Linked DNA regions of Homo sapiens: region 1 is linked to region 2. A link is a contact called in ENCODE Hi-C or POLR2A ChIA-PET data. All regions are on one chromosome and are shown on one strand. The core of a region is the stretch at or near the end of the contact, and the rest is flanking DNA. Distances in the headings are between cores, read along the strand shown.

Region 1 (2,700 bases), core at 201-2,700, 200 kb before region 2:
GTGCCGTGCCCTGGGTCATTTTTAATCCATTCTCCACAAACAACAAAGGATGGTAAGGGTGGGGAGAGAACAGTGTTCCCTCATGGCAGGGGGCAGAGGGCGAAAGAAAACCGTATAGCTTGAGCCTGTATGAGAATCCATTTGTCACACGAGGAAACAAGCGCACTCCAGGTTGTCCTAGGCTTATCACAAGCAAAACAACTATTTGGTGAGACTTCAAATAAAAACAGCCCCTCTCTGCCCACCCTCCTCAAGATCCACGCGATCTCCAGAAACAGGAACCTGTTTGGTTATCTCCCTGCAGCCTCTGATTCAAAGACCTGTCACTTTCAGAGCTTTACGTCATCAGTTTAGAGCTCTGCCCTCTCTCTTTTCCCCTTTTGCCTTTCCTCTGAAGCATTCTGTCTGGTGACTACCAAGGAAGGACAAAAGTCACCGAACAACAGCTCAGTTCCAGCATGGTGCCTGCTTTGCTGCTCGCCCAAGCGCAAGCACCATTACTGCTGAATGAACCTGAGAAGGAGCCGGTTCTCTCCGTAATTTGGATGCCAGGCCTCCCAGAGTTAATCATCAGCTGCAGGCAGCACTTTCCCAGTCAGGTCATAAACAAGGAAAAAACAGCCTGAGTATCACGAAAACACTAAAATAAGGAAGACCAGCGGCAACCGAACATTTTAAAGTAATGAAGGTGAAGGAAGACCAGGGGCAACTGAACATTTTAAAGTAATGAAGGTGAATTAGCTTGTTGGGGGGAAAAAAAGTCGCTATAAAATACAGCTTTCAATTAGTTGGAAACCATGCAAGAAATCTAAATATGATTTCTAATGTGAATCTAAATATTATTTTGTCAGTCTTCTATATTGCAGACAGTTCTACACAGTTAAATGAGATATTCTCAAAAATTGAATAGGAAAAATCAAATCAGCCATACAATAAATTCACAAGTTACTTTAAACAACTACGTTTTCAGGTTTCAGTGGTAGAAACAGATTAAAATCAAATCTAGTCATCAACTCACTTCAATGAAGTCTCTACTTCATAACCTGAACTTGACTTTGAACCTAAACACCATGGACTAGAAAAATCTTGAACACTGGGAAACAAACTTTCTGTTTCCTAGACAGGAATGAAGCCATATGCCCCATTCATCCTCAAAGTTACAAGACACGTTGCCGAAAATAACAGGTTCTAAAAAAGGGCTGTGAAAACACCAATGGCTGTTAACAGGTACAAATAAAATATCTCCTTCTATCGTGCCAGAGGGAAACCAAAATCAAAATCAAAAGTTGTTGGTGGCTTGCAACACACACACACACACACACACACACACACACACACACGGAGAGGGAATGAAAGAGAGAGAGAGAGAGGAAAGTTCTCCAGTTACTTACTAGGGTGGTTTTGTCGTGGTATTTTTCACATCAGCACTCTGCCTGTCCAGCTGCCAAGTGCCGGAGCACGCCGAGAGCAGCTGTTTCCTTCAAGCTGGGGCTCTGAGTCTTAACCAGTCACATGTACCTCCTGATAAATACCGCCCGCCACCGTGCCAGGAGGTCAGAAACTGAAGATCATTCTTCTCCTCACTCGCAAACCACCTCATAACCCCTGAGTTGGCTCAGCCATCTCATGAGCATGCAGAGCGGGATATTCCACAATTTGTTTTCCTTTAGTGACAAAAGCCAAACAGCTGATAAGTCACACTGAAGGGCAGGTCACTGCAAGTGGAAAGTTAAATGTGTTTGCGTGTGTGTGTGCGCAGAGGGGGAGACTGGCAGGCTCCATGCTCTCTCATCTCACTCAAGTTTCACTGGGGCTCTCGAACGGCAAGAGAGAGGATCACCAACTCGCACAGCAGGTGGAAGTTGCTCTGTGTTAACCCCGGAGTACAACTGTTTGGTTTCGTTTTCTCAGAATCTCAGGCTCCAGTTTGTTAGACGAGCCACAAGCCTGACTAGGTGGCTGGTGCTGGGGAAGGCAGACCCTCACTCACCATCTAAGAATGCTTAGGTTGGACTTCAAAGGCCGGGGCTGCTAAGCCAAGGGACGCTGAGGGGCAAATATGGGAGGGGTTAATGAAGACTATCAAAGGCAGCTTTATCTGAAGAGCTCTTGGAAGTGATTTCAGGTAGCTTTAGACCAAACTTCCGCATTGTTATCTGTTGAATTGCATCGAGCAGCTGAGATTATCAGCCGGCGAGTGTGAATGCAAACAGAAATTATCACCAAGTTGACAACGCGCTTTACAGACGCACTACTGCCCCCTTTGGTGTGCTGGGAACTTGGAGCAAACTGCCGTTTTCTGTGCTGCTCGCAAACGTGGCAAACCATCCCTGATGTTTTGTTGAATTCATATGTCTCACCTGAGCTGATGTTCCCACCCTTCCCTTTTCATCCTCCCTTCCAAGGAAAGCCCTTGAAGTATCTGACTTTACGTAGTGTCTGACCTTGGATGTCTGACTTCTTGGTATAGTAAGGGTGACACTTCCCCGAATCAGTGTCTGAGCCTGCCCTTCAGGTAGAGATATGACATAGAGGCAGCCTATTTGGCAAAGTGAACATCCAGAAAAGATGGTTGAAGTCCCCCAGGGGATTTCTGAACCATAATGTGCCTGTTAAACTATTAACCCTGATTTTTAACACATAATATCTTACTCAGTGTAAGAGCCTGTGTGAGTAATCTTTTATATTTAGGCTTTGTCT
Region 2 (2,700 bases), core at 117-2,616:
TCAGAGATCCAGCAACATAAAACACTCCCACTTCTCTCTAGATTAGAACCCAAGGGGCAGAGGCAAGACACCAGCAGGAGGGGCAAGTGTAGGCTGCCAAAAAATGTCTAATTAGCTCTCCCTCCAGGCCTGGGTCATTAGAGCAGTGAAGAAAACCAACAGGCAGAAGCCAGGGGACAGCTGAGGGCTGGCTGTGCCAACCTAGTCCATCCTGCCCCACCTAACAGAGCCCAGATCTATTAGGCTCTGCTGACAGCCAGGCAGGGAACCCCAAGGAACCAGCACCATGCTCCCGTGCCCTCACAGATCCCGTGTTCCTTCACCCTCATATTTCCATGACAGGTTTTTAGCAGAAGGTCAGTGTATTTCTTCATGAAAATAATTGCAAAAAAAGTGCCATAGTGTTTTGTTTTGTTTTGCTTTGTTTTTTGGAGACAAGGTTTTTCTCTGTCACCTGGGCTGGAATGCAGTGGCATGATCTCAGCTCACTGCAACCTCTGCCTCCCAGGTTCAAGTGATTCTTGTTTCTCAGCCTCCCAGGTAGCTGGGATTACAGGCGTGTGCCACCACATCCAGCTAATTTTTGTATTTTTAGGAGAGAGGGAGTTTCAGCATGTTGGCCAGGCTGGTCTCAAACTCCTGGCCTCAAGTGATCCACCCGCTTCAACCTCCCAAAGCACTGGGATTGCAGGCGTGAGCCACCGTGCCTGGCCTCACTACATTGGTTTCAAAAAGAACCAGAGCAACTTGGACACAAACGTGAAAAGAAATATGAAAAGGATAATAATTGTGACCATGCTATAAATACTTTTTATAACATTTTTATAATGAGAGAAAGCTCATTGCTGTGGTCAATAATGAGGAAATTTTATTAAGCACAGTTGGAATCTGACCAAAGTTTGTCAGACCATGCTTCTTGGGGAGTCTGTGAGAAAGTACCAGAACACATGTAAAAGAAAGCATTGGAGACAAAGGAATGTAAGTAGGTGAAAAGGTCAAAAACAAAAAATCAACACTGGTTACACCTGCAGCATGTTCCCAGATGAATGGTCCGGACTCTGTAATTAAGTCTGTGTTTCTACTAAATATGATGCAATTAATCATTCTATGGTGATTTCATTCCAAATACCAGAGAGGCAGATATTGAGGTGAAAAATAATGAGAGCATGAAGATGGAAAATAATCCCAAAAGAGCCAGTGAAAGGAAGAGGCAAAGAGCCTGTGAATCTAGGAAGCAGAAAGAGCTTGGATAAACTGGTGTCACGCACTGAGTGTGGGAAGGAAACAAGAACCAGGCAAGGTGCCTACCAACCCTGCACATCACCGTCATGTGTGCTGAACACTCTCAGCTGACTCACCCTCACAACGGCCTCTCTGAGTCATGCGGTACCCGCTGTCACAGTATTCACACCGGAAGGCCCCCACAGTATTGACACAGTGCCCCTCCCCACAGACGTCCGGCCTCAGGCATTCGTCAACATCTACGAAGAGCAGATAGCATTGTTGAGTTTTGTGTTCCAAATACTGTTTCAAACCTCTCCCATCTCCCAGCTTAGCTCAAATATAATAACGAAGTAACTGATTTCTTTTTTTTTTTGAGATGGAGTTTCGCTCTTGTTGCCCAGGCTGGAGTGCAATGGTGTGATCTCGGCTCACTGCAACCTCCACCTCCTGGGTTTAAGCAATTCTCCTGCCTCAGCCTCCCAAGTAGCTGGGATTACAGGCATGCACCACCATGCCTGGCTAATTCTGTATTTTTAGTAGAGACAGGGTTTCTCCAAGTTGGTCAGGCTGGTCTCAAACTCCCGACCTCAGGTGATCCGCCAGGCTCGGCCTCCCAAAGTGCTGGGATTACAGGTGTGGGCCATGGCGCCTGGCCAGTAACTGATTTCTACTTTCCCTTTGATTTGTTTGACACACATCAAAATCATCCAGTTTTGATTCATGCAGGGTGGTCCAAAAGTAACATTTAATGTATCTTGTCTATGCACATATATGACACTCTTTCTTCAAAAATGTTAGGGGAAAAAAATCCATTTTTATATCACCTGGGATCTAGCAGACTGCTGTCATGATAATTGTTTAATAAAAAATTCTGGGTTGTCTGGATAAGCACTGAACTGATGATAGTCTTAGGGGATCTAAAAACTCAGATCTAAGAATTTGTAAGCAGGAAGAATGCTGCCATTACCTATGCAGTTAGTACCCTCCTCACTGGCCATAAATCCTGCTGGGCAAATGCACAAGAAACTTCCCTCGGTGTTTTCACAGCGGCCCTGGGAGCAGAGGTGTTGGACCTGAGTACACTCATCAATATCTGTTAACAAAAATACATATAAAAATATTAGTTCTGTGTAGCAAGAACTTAGTTTCCCTGTTCTGTAAAATACCATCATACTATTCCCTGGGTACCACCCAACCTTTATAACTGAGGACAACAGCAAAAGGAGACACGATCTTTCTCCTCGCGTACTTGAAGGATTGTTCCTGGAAGAGAGAAGCAGCCTACTGTGTATCACTTCAAAGGCTAAAACTACAAAACCATGACACTGGTGTTTCAAAGAGGCAGATTTCAGGTCAACACAGAAGGATTCTCCTGATAACGAGAGACATCCAAGCAATGGAATTTGCTGTCAGTAGGGAGTCAGAAATGCCATGAAAGAGACTCTTCCTCCGTGCATGTGGATGGAGTTGGATTAG

Evidence for each region. A loop is a pair of places that touch in the nucleus more often than their neighbours do. ChIA-PET counts read pairs that join two places held with the same protein, here RNA polymerase II (POLR2A). Pooled maps may share reads with other maps.
Region 1: a loop to region 2 is called in a pooled map, with 2.6 times the contacts of the local background. The contact joins the promoter of RASGRP3 here to the enhancer-like site in region 2. A Hi-C loop is called at or near these places in 2 of 37 single-sample maps with no recorded cell type and 6 of 50 pooled maps. POLR2A ChIA-PET finds 5 or more read pairs at or near these places in 1 of 52 experiments (activated CD8-positive, alpha-beta T cell).

What each region holds. Positions count from the first base shown.
Region 1 is chr2:33,475,399-33,478,098 of GRCh38, reverse strand. It overlaps RASGRP3 (RAS guanyl releasing protein 3), which reads right to left and starts at 1,450. Exons shown (of 18, transcript NM_001139488.2): 1 at 1,392-1,450. RefSeq lists an enhancer at 1,795-2,114.
Region 2 is chr2:33,274,582-33,277,281 of GRCh38, reverse strand. LTBP1 (latent transforming growth factor beta binding protein 1) reads right to left here. Exons shown (of 34, transcript NM_206943.4): 17 at 2,192-2,317; 18 at 1,359-1,481. Among named protein-coding and RNA genes, the nearest start is that of MIR4430, 140 kb to the left of the region's middle. Within about 2 kb of position 1,366, at least 11 of the 41 ENCODE cell types and tissues checked have a DNase peak (open chromatin) inside an H3K27ac peak, as active enhancers do.